Linked DNA regions of Homo sapiens: region 1 is linked to region 2. A link is a loop called in an ENCODE intact Hi-C map of the cell type or tissue named here. Cell type or tissue: dorsolateral prefrontal cortex. All regions are shown on one strand. Links, peaks and the distances in the headings refer to the core of each region. The heading gives the core; the rest is flanking DNA. Region 1 overlaps GTF3C5 (general transcription factor IIIC subunit 5). Region 2 holds the start of LOC102723855 (a long non-coding RNA gene).

The links. Peaks named below come from ENCODE experiments on the same cell type or tissue, not always from the same donor. Only the 100,000 strongest peaks of a DNase experiment are listed, where the experiment ranks them.
Region 1: it touches region 2 in a loop (4-fold over the local background); 6 of 110 quality-filtered maps call a loop at or near these places.

The regions. Positions count from the first base shown.
Region 1 is chr9:133,036,536-133,044,535 of GRCh38, reverse strand. GTF3C5 (general transcription factor IIIC subunit 5) reads right to left here. Exons shown (of 11, transcript NM_012087.4): 2 at 2,230-2,449; 3 at 610-808. Among named protein-coding and RNA genes, the nearest start is that of GTF3C5, 9.5 kb to the right of the region's middle. In dorsolateral prefrontal cortex, for the core only: CTCF peaks have their summits at 3,240 and 3,450 (motif pointing left); a DNase peak (open chromatin) is centred at 3,435; H3K27ac peaks cover 656 bases.
Region 2 is chr9:133,481,423-133,495,945 of GRCh38, reverse strand. LOC102723855 (a long non-coding RNA gene) reads right to left here and starts at 4,235. Exons shown (of 3, transcript XR_428608.4): 1 at 576-4,235. RefSeq lists enhancers at 9,517-10,031, 10,032-10,547, 11,063-11,578. In dorsolateral prefrontal cortex, for the core only: CTCF peaks have their summits at 9,250 and 9,449 (motif pointing right); a DNase peak (open chromatin) is centred at 9,455.

The DNA of each region.
Region 1 (8,000 bases), core at 1-8,000, 450 kb after region 2:
CCGCCACGGACAGGGACGGTGAGGCCATGGGGAGCAAAGGAAGTAGGAAAGAGCTGGGGTCAGAGAGTGGGACATTCCCACGAGGCTTGCTTAGGTAGTGTCATTACTAGTGACAGCAAGGTCCAGAGACTGGCTGGTCAGCAATGACCAGGGGATTAAGCCAAAGGACATTTCTCAGCAGGAACCCACATGTCCCACAGTCACGTTCTTTGCACTGTCCTCAGGACTGAGGCCAACCTGGCGATCACACAGGCCACCGCTTACTAAGGCCCTGTTCTGTACTCAGCCCTGTGCTGAGAACTGCACACACTTTTTAAATTCAATCCCAATACGTCTGTTGGGTAGTACTACTGTCATCCCATTTTCTTTTTTTTTTTTTTTTTTTTTTTGGGAGACAAAGTCTCACTCTGTCACCCGGGCTGGAGTGCAGTGACGCGATCTTGGCTCACTGCAACCTCCGCCTCCTGGGTTCAAGTGATTCTCCAGCCTCAGCCTCCCGAGTAGCTGGAATTACAGGTGTGCACCACCACGCCCAGTGTGTGAGCCTCCGTGCCCGGACCATCCCATTTTCAGGATAGAGAACCGAGGCTGCATGGAGGGGGGCCTTACCGGTGCTGGGTCTCTGGTCGGTAGAAGTAGTCCACCGGGGCGTCCAGCCGGGAGAAGATGGGTGGGGGGATGTAGAGCGGCAGCTCCTGGTGGAAAAAGGCCTCCTTCTCGGGCCGGAGCATGAGCACCTTGTCATACATTGACGTATGCTTGCCGCCTGCTTCCGTATGCACAGCCAAGTACTGGAAGTCAGACATCCCTAGAAAGAGAGGTGGGCAGATGGCAGACATTGAGTCCAGGAATGGGCAGCTGCCACACACCGACACCCACATCTGCTTAGGGAGGTGCTGAGTGGGCCATGTGGTGGAGGCTGCAGGGTGAGGGTGGCAGGAAAACACACCCTTCCCAAATGCCTCTGCAAAGTTGGCTCCATGCAGTCTAAGTCACTTACATGAAAATTATTTTGGGGAGGTGGGGAGCTACATGATAGGTGAGGATGGAGTCCAGGTCAGTGCTTCTTAGATGAATGTTACTTTTAACTGTAAAACCTGCAATTACCTTTGCACCAACCTAGTAACATGCATATGAATCTGCTGGGATCTTGCTAAATGCAGGTTCTGACCTGGTGCATTTCTACCAAGCTCCCAGGTGAGGCTGATGCTGCCAGTCCAGAGACACACACAGAGCAGCAAGATGCTGGTTCAATTCGATGAAAAATATGAGGTGTTATGTTTTATGAATCACTTGGGAAACCTTGTCCCAAAAGAACAGCCCTCTTTGGTGAATGCCATGACCCACCAGAATGACTGCCATTAAAAATGCCCAACCCATGGGACCCCAGGTCCTGCTTCTCCTTCATTTCACTTTCTTCTTCCCCTCTTTTCTTTCTAGTCCTCTTTGCCCTTCTCAATCTTTATACTCTTCAGATTCTGCCTAGAACTGCAGATGTAACTTAGCCATCTCTAAGCCTTGTTAGTAATATGCCAGGCACCTCCTGTGGGCCAGAGGCTGGCCCATTCACAAGCATTGCCTCCCGGAATCTTCACGAGGGCCTAAGGAACGCAGGCTCTGTAGCCCGCACTGCACAGACAAGGACACTGAGGCTCAGGGAAGCCAAGCCACCTCCCAAAGAAACTGGCAGGGCTCAGGCAGGCACAATGCCAGAGTCTGTCTTTCTCACCCGTCTCCCTCCCTTGCTTTATTGCTTCCTCACTGGGGTTCCTGGTAGGTGGGAAACCTGATTGAGGGCTCCACGAGGGACGTTCAACCTGCTGAGAGTTCAGAGGAGGAGGAGGTCCCAAGGGGCTTCGGGAGCTAGGAGGGCAAGACCAACAGCAGCCGAGACAAGAGAAGGTTCAAAACACTGTGGTGGGGGAAAGACTGGAGGTCTACTGACCAGTTTTATTTGGTCCCACACAATGGTTTCATTAAAAATTAGGAGATTTCTAGCTTAAGAATGCTGAAGATTGGGCAGCAATGAACCTGCAGTCTCTGGGGAACTGTTGGCTGGAGGGAAGAAAGGCTGCCTCCTGGATGGGGCCTGTGCCCTGCTGTGTCCCCACAGCCCCTGGGCATATCCTGGCCCCCTCCACTGGTGCAGATGACCCACACAGCTCCTGCAGGCAGCTAGGATGGCCAGCCCTGAAATAACCAGACATTGCAAGAGCAGATTTCAGTTACCCTGAAATTTGTAAATGGTGGAGATGATGCCAAGGATCTCCATGTCAAATGTGACCTCGGAGTGGGCCTCAGTGCCCAGCACCCCTTTCTGCCGCCTCGTTCTCTTCCTGATGCGGAGCAGCAGGCTGCTGGTACTGAAGCGGTTGGCGCACACTGGGTGGCAGTATGGGTCCTTGGGCCGGAAGTACAGCTCCAGCCTCTTGGTGGGGTCTGCGTAGATCTGTGGCAAGGCCAAAGGAGACAGAGTGAAGCAATGACAAGCCAAGCAGCCAGTGGGGAGCTGCTCCTCTCTCAATAAAAGCCTGACGGTGATCCAGGAAAGGCCAGGAGGCTCATGTTTCATTCTGGGCCCTTAATTCCCAAAAGGCCCATTTTTTAAACCCATGTATCTTAGTTTTTATCTGGTGGAAAAAATGAGAATCGTCTCCTTCCTTCTAAGTAAATGCCATCATCCATCAAGTGCCTGCTCGGTGTGGGGCATTAGTTGGTCCTTCTGGCAACACTTGAGGGGAGATACTATCACCCTTATCTTTGTAGGGACCAGCCCCACAGGGTCGGTGGGTTTTTCTCCCTGTGTGTGGAGACGAGACTGCAGAAATAAAGACACAAGACAAAGACATAAAAGAAAAGACAGCTGGGCCCGGGGGACCACTACCACCAAAATGCGGGGACCGGTAGTGGCCCCAAATGTCTGGCTGCACTGTTATTTACTGGATACAAAGCAAAAGGGGCAGGGTAAAGAGTGTGAGTCATCTCCAATGATAGGTAAGGTCACGTGGGTTATGTGTCCACTGGACAGGGGGCCCTTACCTGCCTGGCAGCCGAGGCAGACAGAGAGGGAGAGAGAGAGACAGCTTATGCCATTACTTCTGCATATCAGAGACTTTTAGTACTTTCACTAATTTACTACTGCTATCTAAAAGGCAGAGCCAGGCGTACAGGACGGAACATGAAGGTGGACTAGGAGCGTGACCACTGAAGCACAGCATCACAGGGAGACAGTCCCCCGGATAACTGCGGGCAGGTCTGACTGATGTCAGGCCCTCCACAAGAGGTGGAGGAGTAGAGTCTTCTCCAAACTCCCCCAGGGAAAGGGAGACTCCCTTTGCAGGTCTGCTAAGTAGCGGGTGTTTTTCCTTGACACTGATGCTACCGCTAGACCATGGTCCGCTTGGCAAGAGGCGTCTTCCCAGACACTGGCGTTACTGCTAGACCAAGGAGCCCTCTGGTGGCCCAGTCTGGGCATAACAGAAGGCTCGCACTCTTGTCTTCTGGTCACTTCTCACCATGTCCCCTCAGCTCCTATCTCTGTATGACCTGGTTTTTCTTAGGTTATGATTATAGAGCGAGGATTATTATAATATTGGAATAAAGAGTAATTCCTACAAACTAATGATTAATGATATTCATATATAATCATGTCTATGATCTAGATCTAGTATAACTTGTTGTTTTATGTATTTTATTATACTGGAACAGCTCATGCCCTCGGTCTCTTGCCTCAGCACCTGGGTGGCTTGCCACCCACAATCTTGGAGGTAACTCAGGCTTGGTGCGGGGTGGAGTGGCTTGTCTAGGGTTACCTACTCTAACAACTACCCACCATAAAGGGTCTTGGTATTTAGTCTCATATGCAAATGTTTCGAGGTCCAAATGAGATTAAATCAATCAGTAACAACCATTTGGGCTCTGACTTGCTGTTACCTCTAGCTTTCCAAGCACATGAAACTGAATACCAACACTCTTTTTGGTCCCTCTCCTTAAAAACCCCAAGAATAGCATCTATGTCATACGACTGTTATGATTAAATATCTATAAAGCACAGCTCCTGGTGCCTAACTCATGGTAGACATTCAATATGTGCCACGTACATATGAATGAATACTTGCCCAATGCTGGGTCACAACGAGCACTGGATGTGTGCATATGAAAGCACCAACAACGTGAACTGGGACAAGGTCACCTACGTGCTAGTGAGCTGGTTCCCAACACCCAGGACAGGGTCTGTCCCTTAGGAAGTGATCAGGAACTATCTCGGGAGAGAATGAAGAAGACTTGGTTCTCAGGAATCTCCTCCTCATAAAACACACACCTCTGAGTCCCGATGGGGCGGGAATGAACCCAAACGTAGGCCTGGCACAGGGGAGGTGCTCAAGAAACATGAGAAGAGTGAATGAGTAAGGAAGGTCCCTTCCCAAAGTGCTCACACTGTAATAATCCCTGAGGTTAGCGAGAGTAAGGATTCTGTCAAAGCCATAAATCAAGAGAATAATATAAAAGAAGAAAACGTGATTAACTGGGGCTCTACTGGCAGCCCGTGCTTAATGAATTCAGGGCTTTTCCATATTCATAAAGGATGAGGAAGCAGCAGGTAAAAGTTCAGACTCTAGAGCAAAGCATGAGTTCAAATCCCCTTGTACCATGTAGATGTCTGACCTAAACTTTCTTGTGTCTTTATCTGAAAAATGTGAATAAAAATGGCATCTAACTCACTAGATTGCTGTGAAGACTCAATCGTGCATTTGACAAGTATTTACAGAACTAGGCACTGTTATGGATGTTAGGAACAGAGAACTGGGCCAGGCATGGTGGCTCATTTAGCAAGATCCCGGCAGATTCATATGCATGTATTCCAGCCCTTTGGGAAGCCAAGGCAGGCGGATCGCTTGAGCCCAGGAGTTCGAGACCATCCTGGACAACTTAGGGAGACCACGTCTCTACAAAAAATACCAAAAACTAGCTGGGCGTGGTGGTGCATGCCTATAGTCCCAGCTACCTGGCAGGGTGAGGTGAGAAGATCACCCGAGCCTAGGAGGTTGAGGTTGCAGTGAGCCATAATTGCTCTACTGCACTCCAGCCTTGGTGACAGAATGAAACCCTGTCTCAAAAAATAAAAAAATAAAAATAAAGAAGTACAGAAGTGAACAAAAGAAGTCCCCACTCTCATGGAGTTGACAGTCTTAGGGTCAAGAGGACGAGAGACAGTAAATTTTTTTTTCCTTTTTTCTTAAATGTTTTATATGTATAAGCCTTTGTCAGAATAAACATTTTAAAACATTTTCAGATTGGAATTAACAGGATGAGGAGGCAGATAATTGCCAGTGGCCACTTTAGTTAGGGCAATCAGGGAAAACTTCTCTAAAGAGACACTTCAAGTTCTGGTACATGTAAAGAACTTACACATAGCATCCTCCAGCTGCCCCACTTGCTGTGTGACCTCGAACAAGTTCCTTCCCCCGTAAAATACAGACTCTGACAGTTCCTACCTGGTAGGGTTCTAAAGAGGACGGACTCTAAGTAAGGCACCTAGAGCCGTACGTGGCAGAGAATAAGATGTCAACCATCACTACCTCTAATCCTAACAACATAACAGTCTATCCCTCTCAGGTAAGTCAACAGAGCTTCATCTCCCCGTGCCTCAGTTTTCTACCCCGGGTAATGAGGATACGGCAGTGCAACACACCCTGTGGGGCTGCAGAGTTGCATTCCTGGCACCAGTGCCCAGGCTGTGGCTCACATTTGTGGATGGAATGAAAAAAAAGCCCCTAGGAGCCGGGCGCAGTGGCTCACACCTGTAATCCCAGCACTTTGGGAGGCCGAGCTGGGTGGATCACCTGAGGTCAGGAGTTCGAGACCAGCCTGGCCAACATGGTGAAACCCCAACTCTACTAAAAAAAAAAAAACAAAAATTAGCCGGGCGTGGTGGTGGGTGTCTATAATCCCAGCTACTCAGGAGGCTGAGGCAGGAGAACTGCTTGAACCCGGGAGGCGGAGGTTACAGTGAGCCGAGATCGCGCCACTGCACTCCAGCCTGGGCGACGGAGCCAGACTCCGTCTCAAAAAAAAAAAAAAAAAAGCTCCTAGGGGTCTCCCCCACAGTCCCTTCCCCTCTGTCCCCTGGGGAGAAAAAGGCTGTTCCTGGCAATTACAGATACCAAAGCCCTGCCCATTGGGCACCCAGAGTCCACCACACTCTCCGTTGCCAAGGAAACCACACGCCCGGGTAGACTCTCCCCTTCAGCCGCCGTCCAGCAACTCCGTCCCTCTCTCAGTGTCCCGGATATTAGATATCCAGGTTGAGTGAGTTCCTCCTCAAAGGTTCAGCTTGTTCAACTCCCTTCTTCTTTGTTCTCCATCTTCAAAGTCTAACTTCCTTGTTCTTTGCGCCTCCTTGCCCTTAGTTACCCGCTCTGTAACTGCCCTTCCCGCCGAAACTATTCTTCCTGGCGAAACCGCTCATCCAGCCACTGTAACCCACATCCCTGTTCTATTTGAAATAGCCAATCGAGATCAGCTTAGATTGTGCGGTCCAACTCCAGCCAGTGGGACAAGACACAGGAACCTTTCCTCCTTTGTTCCGTGTGCTCTGGTGGCCAGAAGAGCGAGCAGCACAGCACCTTTCTTCTGCAGAACTAAATGTGCTAAGTTTACTTCTGCAGAAGGGTGCTGCTCGCTCTTCTGTTTGTTCCCTTCCGTCTAGCGTCAGCTGCTCCTCAGAAGAGCTTTTTGTTTCAGGGGTAAAGGGAGAAGGATTTAGAGCAAAAATCTTAGAAGACGCAGAGTTCAAACATAAAAATCGAACAGCCCACGTTAAATTTCTGCTAATCCCTGAAGCAGGAACTAACCCGTTAGGAAGAGACTTAAAGTTAGGTATAGGTTTACATGTTAGCCCAGAAGGATTCCTCACCTCATTAAACCTACTTACCACCATGAAGAAAAATACATTCATCCCGATCTCTGGTCAAGGGAAGGGAATTGGGGAAGACTCCAAGTCCCACCCCCCCACCATACATATAAAGTTAAAAACCCCGGGGGGAAATAGTAAGAAGGAAGCAATATCCCATCCCCTTAGAAGGCAGAATAGGCCTAAAACCTATCATTGAGAGTCTCATTAGGGACGGGCTCCTTGAACCCGGTGTGTCCCCTTATCCCAATACTGCCTGTAAGAAAGTCAGATGGGTCATACTGACTAGTGCAAGGCCTCTGGGCCATCAGCCAGATATTCCAGACTACTCACCCTGTTGTCCCTAATCCTTACACCCTCCTCAGCAAAATTCCATACGACCATCAGTGGTTTACAGTAATATATTTAAGATGCTTTTTGGGCATGCCCCTTGTCTGAGGACAGCCGAGACATTTTTGCTTGCGAATGGAAAGATCCCCATTCCGGACGGAAGCAACAGTATCGACGGACAGTTCTCCCCCAAGACTTCACAGACTCCTCTAACCTCTTCGGTCAGATTCTAGAACAAGTTCTAGAACAAATTTCTACCCCAAAACACATGCCTGCTCCAATACGTGGATGACCCGCTGGTATCTGGTGAAGCTACAGAACGGATAGCTGCCCTCTCCGTCCACCTCCTTAACCATTTGCAAGGAAAAGGGTTATGGGGTTTCAAAGGGAAAGCTTCAATCTGTAGAGCCAGAAGTTAAATACCTAGGACACTTGATACGAAGGACAGGAACTGAACACGTCGAAGGGATCGTGTCCTTCTTAACTTTGCCTAAAACTAAGCAGGAACTCGTAACATTCCTAGGATTGGTTGGATATTGCCGCTTACGGATTGACTCATATGCCCTAAAAACAAAATCTTTATACCTAAAGCTTGCCCAAGAAAAGCCTGACCCTCTTCTGTGGACCTCTGAAGAAATCCACCAGGTTGAAGAACTAAAACATATGCTCATAACTGCCCCGTCCTAGCCCTGCCTTCCCTAGAAAAGCCATCTCATCTTTTCATTAATGTAAAGAAGGGGGTAGCTTTAGGGGTACT
Region 2 (14,523 bases), core at 6,159-14,158:
AAGCACACACATGACCCATAAGCTCATGCACACACACACATAAGCTCACGCACACACATGACACAAGCACACACACACAAACTCATGTGCACACACACGACACAACACAAGCTCACACACATAAACACACACACACAAAGCTCATGCACACACACACAAGCACACACACATAAGCACATGCACACACACATACAAGCTCACGCACACACCCACAACACACAACACATAAGCACACACATGACACATAAGCTCATGCACACACACAAGCACGCACACACACACATAAGCTCACGCACACACACGGCACATAAGCTAACGTGCACACACATATAAGTTGATGCACACACATAAGCTCACACACAAGCTCACGCACACACACACATAAGCTCACGCACACACAAATGACACAGAAGCTCATGCACACACACACAGAGCTCACATGAGCACACATGACACATAAGCTCACATACACACACACATAAGCGCACACACACAACACATAAGCTCATGCACACACACACGCGCACACACACGAGCTCACACGAGCACACACACACGTGTACACACAGACTCACCAGCCCTGGGGGCCCCTGGGGCTTCTTGCTAGGTGAGGCCCATTCCACAGACAGAACGAGACAGCCTTGATTGTTGTCCCAACAGAATCCAGATGAAGAAAACGCAGAAAGAGAGCCAGACAGTGTCTGCACGCTGAGGCGCCTGCTCTGGCCCTGAAGGGCGTCCACCCGCAGGCGTTGATGGGCCACAGGCAACAGCCAAGAAGTTGGCCCGACTCACCCCATCACCGCGGCTCCTGGGGCTCCCACCAGGGTCCACAGGAGCACGCTGAGGCCGTGTTCTGCCTGGGCCAGGGCTGTCAGACCTCCATGGAAGGGTCCTGGGGAGACACAGCTGGAGGTGTCTGGAAGCTGCGTTCATGTGGTGAGCCCATCTTTTCTACTTGGATGGTACATTCATAAGGCCCCCGCCCATACAAGACCCAGGAAAACAGGGCCAGGAGCTGGAAGGGAAAAGGCCCCACAGCCACAGAGTGAGGCCGCCAGCCTGGGGGACGCAGGGGAGGCCGGGGCTGGGTGGGTTCAAGGCCAGTTCGTGTCCCAGCCATGGGGGCGGGACACCCGGGCAAGCTTTCCAGCCCCCTCTCTATCAACTGAGCTGGCAGGCCTGTCCGTTTCAGGACAGCAGAGCCCTGTACCCATCCTCCATGCGCAAGAAGCAAACCCCACTCCTTATCTGCAGGAGGAGGCGGGCTTCTCTGTCGATATGGGCAAGCCCCTCAGGCAGACATTCCCATTCTTCCAATATAAGGCCTTCAAACATTTTAGGAGGCATGCAGGCACCCCATCTCCTCCTCCCCCTGAAATCCCAGATGTAATTACAATACGTGTGGCATCCCAGGGCGACAGGACCAGCTGGAAGCCGGACCCTAGCCATGTGAACACAGGTACACGAGACTCACAATGGGCACTCACACGCAGACACCCACACGGCCCCTGCAAGCGTCGCCCACACCCAGGCCAGCGCTGAGCCGTCCAGTCTGGGCTCTGCCTTGGCAGACACCAGGGCAGATGCACCTGCCGCCAACGGCCCCAACACCCACCCAGGGCCACCTCCCTCCCAAGTACCTGGGGCAGCCTCGCCCTGCATAACCCGATCCCCTGGCTGGCCCCACACATGTGTTTTTTCACTGAGCTCAGGCATCACCTCCTCCAGGAAGCAGCCTGTCCCCGCTCTCCCATGTCCCGGGTCCTGTGCCCCTCTGACCTGCCCCGGCTCTCCTGTGTCTGGGGGCCTGTGCCCCTCTGCCCTGCCCCGGCTCTCCTATGTCCCGAGTCCTGTGCCCCTCTGCCCTGCCCCGGCTCTCCTGTGTCCGGGGACCTGTGCCCCTCTGCCCTGACCTGGCTCTCCTGTGTCTTGGTGCCTGTGCCCCTCTGCCCTGCCCCAGCCTGCCGAGGGTGTGATGGTTTTCAGTGTGTCTCCCCTCTGGAACTGGTCAGCCCTCAAGGCAGGGCTGACCCCCATCCCAGTGCCTGGTATGAAGCTGGGCCTGAGCTTCCTCAAAAAGCGTCTGATGCACAAGCGAATGTGGTGACAATACCCACGAAGGGCCACCCTGAGCCTGTCAGATAGGAGGCGGCATTGCTTTGCTGAAGCGTGGGAATGCACGCAGGAGTGTGAGCACAGGCCCTGGCCCTGGACCGCCCCGTTCACCCAGGGCCCTGCTGGTCCTTCAGGCTCGAGAACACGATGTCCACAGGCTCCCAGGAACTGCAAGTGAGCAGAGTGGCCGAGAGCCGTGACCCCAGGACAGCAGCTGAGCAACAAGGGGGCCCCCAGCAGGCCAGGCAACCCAGGGCCCCAAGTGACATGTCCCCTCGCCCCAGGCACCCTTCACCCCAGCCATGGCCTGCATAGCAAGCCACTGCCATGCAGCCTGGGGAGCTCCAGGCTTAAGGTCCTGGCAGTGACTCTGGAATGGAAGTGCCAGGGCACAAACTCCAGGACCACCCCTTACCATGACCTGCAGGGCCGTGGGCAGGCAGGAAGCCCCCTCATGGCCAGGTTTCTTGAGGGCACCGTGGTTTCATGGCAGCATCTGCCTCCCAGGGCTGCTGCGGAGGGGAGAGGAAGGGACACAGAGTTCTGGAGAGGTGCTGCTTGCCAGTGGGGCCCCTGCAGATGGACAGAAGCCTGAGGGCGGCCCCCTCTGATTTCCAGCCTTCCCTCCAACCTTCTCCTGCATCCACCTGGCTGCCATTTGGGCAATTCCCAGGAGGATGAACAGAGTAGCCGAAGCCCGCAACACAGACATTTAACTTAGGAAAGATCTGATTGGTTCGGACACCCCTCGCCCCGGGCAGTGAGAAGAGGGCCTGGGCAGACCCTGCCTTGTTCCCCGTGGCCTCCCCAGCCCCCAGTCCCTGCCACCCCTGAGCCAGGGAAATCCTTCTGCGCTGGAAGTGCGGCAGCCCACAGAACAGAGTGCAGCCTGGGCATGCCCTCGGCCCTTTCCCTGAACCTGTTTCTTCTTCTGTAAAGTGGGAGAGAAGGACACGCACAGCTGGCAGAGGGCGCAGGGAGCATGACCACCAGCCGAGCACGCTGTGCGTGTGGGAAGCACCCAGTGGCAGCTACAAACAAACAGGCCCCGGCTCCCCTGTCCTCCTTCTTCTCGCCAGCAACCCCAGAGATCTATTCCGGGGACCCGGCCACAGCTGGGCTCCCGAGCCCCACATCCCCCAGCCCGAGGTGCCCTCAGGCCTTCCAGTGGAACATTTTTGACATAGTCTAAACCATCAGCAAAACAAGATGAAAATTCAGTAATTGCTTTTGGCAGGGAGTCCATGGGCCAGCACAGAGGCCAAAAATAACCCCGGGGAAGTTTCCTGGGCCACCTGCAGCCCTGGGGGCCCGTACTAGGCTCTGTCTGAACACAGGCCAGGACGGGTCTCGGCCTGGCCCTGCAAGCCAGCCTGGACAAAGCAGGGAGGCGGGCAGGGACTCGGGGGGCAGCGGGACAGAGTGAGGCTGTCACTTAGCACACTTCAGGCCAGGAAGTGCCCGGCCATCCGGAAAAATGTAATGTCATACTTTAGCAAGAAAAGCAGCTGTCATGCTACTTAGCAGCCCACAAATAGTTGGCTGAGTCCTAGAGCGGGTGTTGGCTGAGCCTGGGAGAGCAGAGATGCCAGGCTGGCAGGGCGGTGTGGGCCTCGTCCGGCCAGGTGGTATTCCCTCCCAGCCCCTCGCTCCCCCAGTCTCCCCCAGGCCTGGTCAGTCCCCAGCAGGCTGTGGGGGGCGCGAACCCCCTGAGGTTACAGCCCAAGGTCGCTGCACATCTGGCCACGGTAGGGGGACCTCGTCTGACCCCTCCCTTAATGCCTGCTGGGGAACCCCAGAGGGGACAGGAGCTCACTTCACCGGGTCAGAATCAGACCTCTCACCCACATCCCAGGCAGCCTAATCCTTTCCTCCAGGCCTCAGGGCCTCATCTGTAAACTGAGGCTGTCAAAGATGGTGGTCAAGGTACCAGAAGCCCATTAAGTAGCCAACCAGCCAGGCTCAGGGCTGACCCCCGCGCTCTCCTCTCCCCCATTTTACCGATGAGGAAATGAAGGCTCACGGAGGGAAGACCACACAGCGAGGATTGAAGCTTGGGTGGGACCCCAGGAGCAGAGCGGGCAAGGACGGCGGCTTCCCAAGGAGGGCTGATTGGCCTGCAGAGGGGTCAAGGACAGTGGTGTCCCTAGGAGGGGCTGATGCACCAGCAGAGGAGACGGGCCAGCCCCACCCTTGCCTTATCCAATTCCTTCTTCATCCCCCTAAATGGGATGCCCAGAATGCATGTGGGTTGCCTGAAGCCCCTTGAAAGCCCCCGGAGTGTCAGATGGGGGGTGTCCAGCCAGGTCTTTGGTTGAAGGAAAAGAGAGAGAACCCACCAGAGCCCAGTCCCGGGCGGGCTTCGCCTGCAGGAGGAGCCCCACCCCATGCCGTCCCGGTGAGGAAGTCAGGCGACACCTCTGTGCACCTGGCCATCTGCTGTCTGCGTACCTGCTCCTGTCCAGTCTGAGTGTCATTGGGTGTTTTTCATTCTCACCTTCCAGAGGATACCGAGGCTGGAAGAGGCACAGTGACCGGCACAGGGCCCCAGGGTCCTAGGTTGTACTAGGTCTCAGATGAACGCATGACCTAAAGCCACCCACCTCTCTGGGAGCTGGGCCAAGTGCAACTTCCCACCCAGGCTGTCCTCCTCCCTCCCTCCTCCTCCAAGTCCTCCTCCAGTTCCTCCTCCCCTCCTCCTCCCCCTCCTCTCCCTCTAGCTCCTCCTTCCCCCTCCTCCTCCAACTCCTCCTCCCCCTCATCCTCCAGCTTTTCCTCCTCCCCCTCCAGCTTCTCCTTCTCACTGTCCTCCTCCCTTTCCTCCTCCCCCAACTCCTCCTCCTCCCTCCTCCACCTTTTGCTCCTCCCTCTCCTACTTTCCATCCTCCTCCCCCAACTCCTCCTCCTCCCTCCTCCACCTTTTCCTCCTCCCTCTCCTCCTTTCCATCCTCCTCCAACTCCTCCTTCTCCCCCTCCCCTCCTCCTCCAGCACCTCCTTCCCCTCTTCCTCCTCCAGCTCCTCTTCCTCACCTTCCCCCCCTCCTCCCTCTCCTCCTCCTCCTTCTTCTCCCTGCTTCTCCTTCTCCAGCTCCTCCTCCCCCTCCAGATCCTCCCCATCCTCCTCCTGCAGCCTTGAAGCAGTAGGGCCCGACTGTCCCGACAGCACCCCTGCACGCCTCTGAGGACGATTCCCCAGTGCCCCTCAGGGTGTGGCAGTGAGGAGGGTGCCTAGATCCAGAGCACACCCATGAGCCAGCCCCTTCCAGCCTCCAGGTCCCTCAATCCCCAGATGAAGAGAGAGTGACACCGGGTGTCCAGCAGGAGTGCATGAGGCTGCAGCAAACAGAAGCCAACCCCATCACTCCACATGGACATCCAGCCTCCAGACACTGCCTGAGAGCCCCTGCCTGCTTCCTTCCCCAGCAGCGTAGCGTGGGTCCCACCCTCCTGCCTCGGTCTCAGCCTCAAGACTGGGTCTCACCCTCATGGTTGCCAGTGAGCAGCTGCCTCCCCCGGCCACGCGACGGGATTCCAGGCAGGAAAAAGAGGGCAGGACCCAAAACGTTTTCCAGTGAGACTTTACCTCTCTAATCAGGAAGAGCTGCCCCAGACCCTCCTGTCTAGCCCTCGTGGCCTCTGCACCGACACGTGGCCACCTGGCCGCAGGGAAGGCTCATTGCCATCCCCAAGCAAAATTAGGGTCCTTTCAGAAGGAAGCAGAAAGGAATGGAGGTGGCAGTATAGCCCCACAGCCCCCGGTGACTGACCTGGAGGAAGAGTGACTTTCCCAAAGCCACTCAACTAGGGAGTGCTGGAAATACAGGCTGGATTGGAGTCCATCTGTCCCCATGCCCGCTCTCTCAACAATGGCACAGAGCAGCCTCTTCCCCGAGGGGGGAGCTTGCCTTGCCCCTCTATGGGCCACTTTAACCTGGCCTTGCAGACACCCACCAGCCCACATCCAGGCTGGTAGAAAGGATGCCAGTGTCACTCCATACCCAGCTTCCTGGTTAAAGACACACATCCAAACACACAGAACCCATGTACACATAAACACACATATATACACATGCACACACACGGGCACACACACAGGCAAACACACATAGGCACATCCCTACACAGAGACACACACACACGCACACACGCTCTGGCGGGCTGCCTGCTCTCACACCTCTTTGCAAACCAGCTTGAGCTGCAGTCCTGCCAACCCCACCCCAGAACTCTCTCTGGCTGGCTGAGCCCCGTCCCCAGGCCCACCCTGTCACCCTTTGCACTGTCTAGCCCGGCAAAAGCACATACTTTCCTAACCTCAGGCATCTGGCTGCCCAGCAGCCCCTGGAAGGTGGGGAGGGGAGGTAGGAGACAAGGCGGGAAAAACCCCAAGGTAGAACCACAATGTTTATAAAACGGGCCACTGAATTATACAGAACAATATTTTCCTTGCGGATGCGATTCCTTCCTGGCCAAGCTGCACGGAGATGCCTGCTCTCACCCCAGGCCCTCTCTGCGAGGGCTTGGCCTGCAGGAGCCACCAGAGCTAGGCGGGTGGAATGAGTTGGCCCCTGGAAATGCATTGGAAACCACACAGCCTTCTCATGGGCGCTGGTCAGAAATACAAACGCACAGAGCAGGCATACACTGCCCTGGTCGGCCTGCGTTTCTCGTTAGCACTGGGCCTGCAGGCAGGGCTGAGGCCCAGGGTGGCAAGGGCCAGAGGCCATCCTCCTGCTGCCCTGCTCTGGGGCAGACATGGGCTCCTCGGCCTGCGTACCTGGGCTTCCCTGCAGCCCTCGTCCCTGGTCCTGATGGCTCCTGGGCCAAGGCTGGAAGCCACTTCTAGGAGTGCGAATGACTGGAACTTTCGGACCTGATCTCAGCACTTGGGAGGAAGAAGCCGCAGGTTCTGCCTCTGCCTCGGGCAGCCTCTGACGGGATGCGAAGAGGGACGTGGGTTTGAAATCCCCAACAGCCCAGCCCAGACCACCCTGGCAGACTCTACCAGCCCGTACTGTGAGTTACTAACTCCACCCCCCGACCTCAGAAGCTGGGTCTCAGGGTCTCCATTTTTACTTCTTCTTCTTTTTTTTTTTTTTTGAGACAAAGTCTTGCTCTGTCACCCAGGCTGGAGTGCAGTGGCGTGATCTCAGCTCACTGCAACCTCCACCTCCTGAGTTCAAGCGATTCTCCTGCCTTAGCCTCCTGAGTAGCTGGGATTACAGGCGTGTGCCACCACACCGAGCTAATTTTTAAATTGTTTGTAGAGACGGGGTTTAGCCATGTTGCCCAGGCTGGTCTCGAACTCCTGTCCTCAAGCAATCCACCTGCCTCGGCCTCCCAAAGTGCTGGGATTACAGGCCTGAGCCACTGCACCCAGCCTTCGAGGTCTCCATTTGACAAGATGCGTTGAGGGGTGAACACGGAGAGGCAGAGAAAGCTGGAGCCGTGTGGAGCTGGGGGAGTCAGGCGCCTGCCTGCAGCCACTCTCCTCCACCAACAGAGAGGGGACATGACAGAGGGAGCAGAGAGAACAGCCCCCAAGGGGCCCCTGCTCCCTGGGCAGAAGGCCAGAGGCTCCGGCGGCCATGCTTGCTGCCTCCGCCAGGCCATGTGCTGCTTGGGGCCATGTAGAGCCTGATTCTGAGAATCTGCGGCATCCCCCAGGTGGGTGTGCGGGACAGGGAGGAGGCTCACAGAGAGGCTTGTGGGGGGAAGCAGGGAGGATCAGCCTCAACATTGCTCTGCCAGGAACCGGCCTCCCTCCTTTCTCCGGGTGTGCCCTTCCTGTAGCAGGCAGGATGGGCAGGGGAGGGAGGCGGCTCCGTGGCGCGCCCCCACGTCCTGTCCTGCTTATGACAGCTCAGGGAGGCCCCGGTCTAGCCTGTAGGCCTTTGCTCTCTCAGTCCCCCCACCTGAAAGGCCACCCCACTGCTTCAGGAGGTGCCCCAAACCTCCAGGCTCTACCTCCGTCTCCCCCTCTGCACGACGCCTCTAAAGCCACCGCTCGCTTCCCGGCTCGGCTTTTCCAGGGCAGTAGGGGCAGCACGCTGGACTATGGTCTGCCCAGAGACAGAGACAGAGGAAGCGTACAGCCCCCCGGCTGCCCCATCATGGACACCGAGGTGTGTACTTTGGCTTCAGAAAGCTGGAGGAGGGAGAAGAGCCCCACCTACGGGGACCCCAGGAAGGACAAAGCGTGGTTTGGGAATGTGGAACCACGGCCTTGCCGCTCACTTGCCCCTTCTCGGTGGCTGCTTCTCGGAGGCTCCAGAGGCCTCCAGTTCCCTGAGGGGAGCAGTAGCTGGTGCAGAAGAACACAGAGTGACTTCTGAACTCCCCATAGTCTGTTCCTCTGCCTGGAACAGCCTCCCTGGGGACCCCGGCCCTGGCCTACTCCTCCTACACCCTAGAGCTCATCTGCCCCTTCCTGCAGGCCCTACTTACCCAGCCCAGCCCCAGCATGCTGCAGTGAGTCCAGCCTTCCCATTCCTGGTCATACCCCAGCTCCGTCAGGGATCCTGTTTACCCTGTTTCCCCGCAGGGGCTGGCTCACAGTAGAAATTTTTTTTTTCTTTTTTTTTTTGAGACGGAGTTTCACTCTTTTGCTCAGGCTGGAGTGCAATGGCTCAATCTCGGCTCACCGCAACTTCTGCCTCCTGGGTTCAAGCAATTCTCCTGCTTCAGCCTCCTGAGTAGCTGGGACTTCAGGTGGCCGCCACCATGCCCAACTAATTTTGTATTTTTAGTAGAGACGGGGTTTCTCCATGTTGGTCAGGCTGGTCTCGAACTCCTGACCTCAGATGATCCACCTGCCTCGGCCTCCCAAAGTGCTGGGATTACAGGCTTGAGCCACCGCACCCGGCCCACAGTAGAAATCTTGACAAGTACTTGTTCCGTGAGAGACGGCGGTGGGGGGTCTTGGAGCCTCCAGGAGACCTTCCAGCCCGAAGGTCTCCCACACTCCTCCCAGCCCTAAAAATGCTTCCCTGCTTCCTATGTCGAGGTCAGGGAGGGAGCTGTTGCGGCACAAAAGAGCATCAGGGCCCTGGGCCAGGGCCACAGGCAGCATTCTCTGACTCTAGAGCCCGGCTCACAACTTACCTCCGCCCTATGATTTTGTTAAGGAGATTATAGATATGGAGATGGGGAAAGAAGATAAATAGAAAATGTTAAAAATCTGTTCTCTCTGGGTAACAGGATTTGTGCTTATCCACATCCACAATCTCAAAATGTTCTGCACCAAAACATAAAAAGCCTTCAGCTCCTCAGCCCTGGCCTGGACTACCCAGAGGGCACCATGCAGCAGACGATGCGATTCTATCTGTAGCCACCAGGTGGCAGCAAAGACCAGGGCACCCGCCTGGCCCAGCCCCAGCCTCCCACGGCACCTGCCTTCCCAACAGGGCCCAGAAGTGGGGTATTGTGAGCCCCATTGGATGACCAGGGAAACCAGGATCCAGGTGGGAAAAGGCACCTGCCCATGTCACAGCCCAGCACGGGCAGAGCCTGGACTAGAACCCCCATCTTCCAACTCACCCGCTCATTTCACCAGTACCTAGGGGTCACTTGGCTTTAACTGCGATACCCAAAAGGGCCTTGCAAAGATTCAGACGGGGCCAAGGTCCTGCAGCCAGCCTGGAGAGGAAGTGGATTTGAGCCCGATCTGCCTGAGCGCCGGGGCTGCGCGAGGCTCTCAGCCCAACATCCGGGGCCGTCCCCAGGAGCACGCCCCCTGCCTGCAATGGCAGAGTCCGGTGCCACCCAGGGGCCCCGCTGGGGAGTCTTGGGGTCCCGTTGGGGCTGCTTTGGGAAAGGGTGGAATGGAGTGCAGCCCAGGGTGTCGCTGGGAGGCCCCGCTGTGCCTCCCCTAACTCCGTGCCAGGCCCAGGCCCCCAACACTTTCCTGGAGCCCACATTAGCAGCAGCTTTGGCAAGGTCCGTCCCACACCAGCCAGGCCGAGAGCAGGAGGAACAGCAGGACAAGGGCTGCAGCCAGGGTCACGGAAGGCGCCAGGGTCACGGAAGGCACCAGGTCCGAGTCTTCAGGGTCATCACCAGGGACATCTCTGGGGACGTTGGGGACACCGGACAGCTGGGTGCCAGAGACCTTCTCCCCTGGGGGCCCTGGGCAGCCCATCTGTGGGAAGGAGGAGGCAAGGGGCAGGACCTCCTCGGGGAAGGCCCCACCTGCCCACCCTCTGCTGTCCCTCTGGTCTGCTCCCTCAGGAAGGCCTGATGTGGGTTGCATAGGCCAAAGCAGGGGGCATGAGGTGACCTAGAAGTGACCCTGGGCAGCAGCTCTGAGCTTCAGTCTTCTCCTCCATAAAACAGGGGTGAAGAAGACCCCCAGAGTGGGATGAGTATTCCCGGCATCTGCTCCCCGCCTCCCACCTTCCCAAGACACGGCAGCCCTACTGTCCCCTCGGAGACCTCGGCCCTGGTGCCAGGCCTGGAATGCAGCTTGGCCCGTTTCCGGGGAACTGGGAAGCTGTCAGACTGGTCTGGAGGGACCTTTGTCAAACTGCATCAACGCGGCCAGCTGCCCTCCCCCTGCACGGCAGCGGTGAGGTGGGCACAGGTGGCATCCATCCTACAGATGAGAAAAGTGAGGCTTAGCGGACCAGTGGCTCCTGAGAAGCCCCGGAGATTGGCAGAGGCCCCTATGGCAGCCCCCGTGGAGACCTGGGAAACAGCTTCCAAGTGCCAGGCCCCAGCCCTCCCCCGCAACAGGGCAGAGTCTGGACCAGATCATTTAAGCCCCAGCGCCCTGGACCAGCAAACCACCGCCAGGGATGCTCCACCCAGCCCCCTCCAGATCCTGCCCCCAAGCTGGACTCCAGGCCCCTCCCTCTTACCCCAGCTGGGTGTGCAAGGCCCAGTCACCTTCCAGCCATGGGGGGTCCCATGTCCTGGGAGGGGCCTGCCCTCAGCTGCCATGCTCCCCAGGGACAGGCGGCGGACAGTGGCAGCTGAGTGCACCCCCTCGAGCTTCCCTCTGCAGGACCCACCCCCCTGGGGCCTTCCTCGGGGAGGCGCCCAGCAGGAATGACAGGAAAGGAGGGAGAACTCGCTGTGGGTGTGGCCAGCACTGAGAGAGGGGTGGTGGCCGTCCCAGGCACCAGAGCAGACCCAGGGTCCCCCCAGACCAGCTCTCTTTCTGCTGCTCTGAACTGAGATTCCTGCCTGGGGCGGGAGGCCACGGAAGGGGAGAGGACTCTGAGTTCAAGTCAGCAAGGGGCTTCCAGACACCCTTTGTGTGCCCAGCACTATGGATTGGGGGGTGCCTTCACACCCCCTCAGAGGCCAGGTCCCCAAGCAGCCTGTCTGTCACAGATCCAGGAGAGAAGGACAGGAGAGAGGAAGGTGAGCTTCCCCATGAGAAGGTTAAAACAGGCTTTAGAGGTCACAAAAGCAGTCCCTGCAGAAGGAAATTATTCTTTAAAAACAAAGATGTTCATCATGTTAATTTTTTTTTTTTTTTTTTTTTTGTATTTTTAGTAGAGACAGGATTTCTCCATGTTGGTCAGGCTGGTCTCAAACTCCCAACCTCAGGTGATCCGCCTGCCTCAGCCTCTCAAAGTGCTGGGATTACAGGCGTGAGCCATTGCACCTGGCCGGCCCCATCATGTTAATTTTAACAGCAAAAATGGTTTGTTGGGGTTCAGACCATGATCCCCACAAGCAGGGTGCCTGGCATGAGGATTCAGAACTAAAGGAAACCAGAAGGCCTCTGGTGCATCCGAAGTCTTCTTCCAACCTTCTCCTCCCCTCCTTTCTCCCGCCCTCTTTCTCCCCAGCAGCAAGTTGCAGAAGCCAGAATTCCTCTTTCCCTAGGTGGGCCATGGACACTAGAGTCCCTCTCCCCCAAAGCCAGCCATGAGACCTAGAAACATGACTCGAACGCTACCTGCCTTTCTGGGGAAGAGCTGGCCATGCCCACCTTGTCTGACTGTGGGTCGTAAAAGACCCTCCCTCCGGGGGTTCTACCCCATCCCTGGGGGGAGAAGCACTGCACAGAGAGGCCAAGGGGGATCTGCACAGCTGGCCTCGCCAGCCTCGCAGTCCATCCCCACAGGCATCCCCTGCCGTCCGACACCTGTCCACACGGCTGCCTGTTCTCCACCAACTCTAAGCACAGGGACCATCTTCCCTGGGTCTCTGAGTCTCCACTTCTGACACCTCCCTGTCACATAAAGCTTTGATTAAATAAATCTGGTGTGCTTTTCTCTTGTGAACCTGTCTTTTGTTATAGAACTGTCACCCATGGCCCTGATGATGATGAGACCATCCCTATAAACTTTATAAAATTAATCAAGGAAGAAGAGAGGAGGAGAAATGAGAATAAACCAGGCTTGTAGCACATTCAGCATCCATCGCTAGGTCAACTTGCTCTCTGACCTCAAAGTTTTTTGGTGCCTGTTGCCTTAGAATCACAGAGACTCTGTTACAAGATTGTAGCTCTCCCTCACTGCCCTGTAGATATAGATAACAACTTTAACATTGCAAAGATGTCCTTTTCCTTTTTTTTTTTTGAGACAGAGTTTTGCTCTGATTGCCCAGGCTGAAGTGCAACCGCACGATCTCGGCTCACTGCAACCTCCACTCCTAGATTCATGTGATTCTCTCGCCTCAGCCTCCCAAGCAGCTGGGATTACAGGCTCACGCCACCATGCCTGGCTAATTCTTTGTATTTTTAGTAGAGGCAGGGTTTCACCATGTTGGCCAGGCGCCCAGTCAAAAGTTTCCATTTGAGATGTTCTTTTGGGTCCTGTGTACCAATGAAACTACTGACACCGGCCGGGCGCGGTGGCTCACGCCTGTAATCCCAGCACTTTGGGAGGCTGAGGCATGCAGATCACGAGGTCAGAAGTTCGAGACCAGCCTGGCCAACATAGTGAAAACCCATCTCTACTAAAAATACAAAAATCAGCCAGGTGTGGTGACATGCATCTGTACTCCCAGCTACTCTGGAGGCTGAGGTGGGAGAATCGCTTGAACCCAGAAGGTGAAGGTTGCAGTGAGTGGAGACCATACCACTGCACTCCAGCCTGGGTGACAGAGTGAGACTCTGTCTCAAAAAAAAAAAAAGAAAGAAACTACTGATGACAGCTGGTCTCAAGGACCCCAGGAGGACCTGATTCACCAAAGAATACATTTTCCACCTCCTGATGATTTTACCTCCCATCCCCAGACCTATCAACAACCCACTTCTAAAGCCCATCGCCCTCCATGATCCCCTTAAAAGCCCCAGCCCAAAGCTCCTAGGGGAGATGGATTTGAGGATCTCCTCCCATCTCCTTGCTCAGAGCCCTGCAATCATTAAACTCTTCCCTGCTGCGAACCCTGCTGCACGGTGTACTGGTGTGTCGTGGTGTCACGGTGGAGCAGGCATGTGGATCTGCTGGTCTTGTAACAATGGGTGAGGAAACGGATTCCACCTTTTCTACCCTTACAGTTTGAAACAGCTTTGATGCCCATGACAGAAGATTCATTACAAATTCAAGCTCATCCACCCAGCCTTTAACATTAAAAGGCTGTGAAACAGGGCCGGGTGCAGTGGCTCATGCCTGTAATCCCAGCACTTTGGGAGGCCGAGGCGGGCGGATCACGAGGTCAGGAGATGGAGACCACCCTGGCTAACACGGTGAAACCCCGTCTCTACTAAAAATACAAAAAATTAGCTGGGCGTGGTGGCAGGCGCCTGTAGTCCCAGCTACTCAGGAGGCTGAGGCAGGAGAATGGCGTGAACCCAGGAGGTGGAGCTTGCAGTAAGCTGAGATGGCACCACTGCACTCCAGCCTGGGGGAAAGGGCGAGACTCATCTCAAAAAAAAAAAAAAAAGGCTGTTAAGCAGGGTTCTGTGCAAGAAGGCTCACACCGGCTCATTCTTTTAGCCAAAAACTGTGCTACATCCGTAAAACACTACACTACGCGGCTGCAAATAAGAACAAACCACTGAACATCAGCAAACCACTGATAAATTTCATAAACATGCTGAAAAAAGAAGGCAGACAAAAAAACAGTGCTTCACATAGGTTCTCTTTATAAGACCACTGTAATCTATCGTCACAGGAAGCAGATTAATAGTTTACTGGGGAGGCCGGGCGCGGTGGCTCATGCCTGTAATCCCAGCCCTTTGGGAGGCCGAGGCCGGCAGATCACGAGGTCAGGAGATCAAGACCATCCTGGCTAACATGGTGAAACCCCATCTCTACTAAAAATACAAAAAAATATTAGCCGGGCATGGTGGCGGGCACCTGTGGTCCCAGCTACTCAGGAGGCTGAGGCAGGAGAATGGCATGAACCTGGGAGGCGGAGCTTGCAGTGAGCCGAGATCGCACCACTGCACTCCAGCCTGGGGGACAGAGTGAAACTCCCTCTCAAAAAAAAAAATAGTTTACTGGG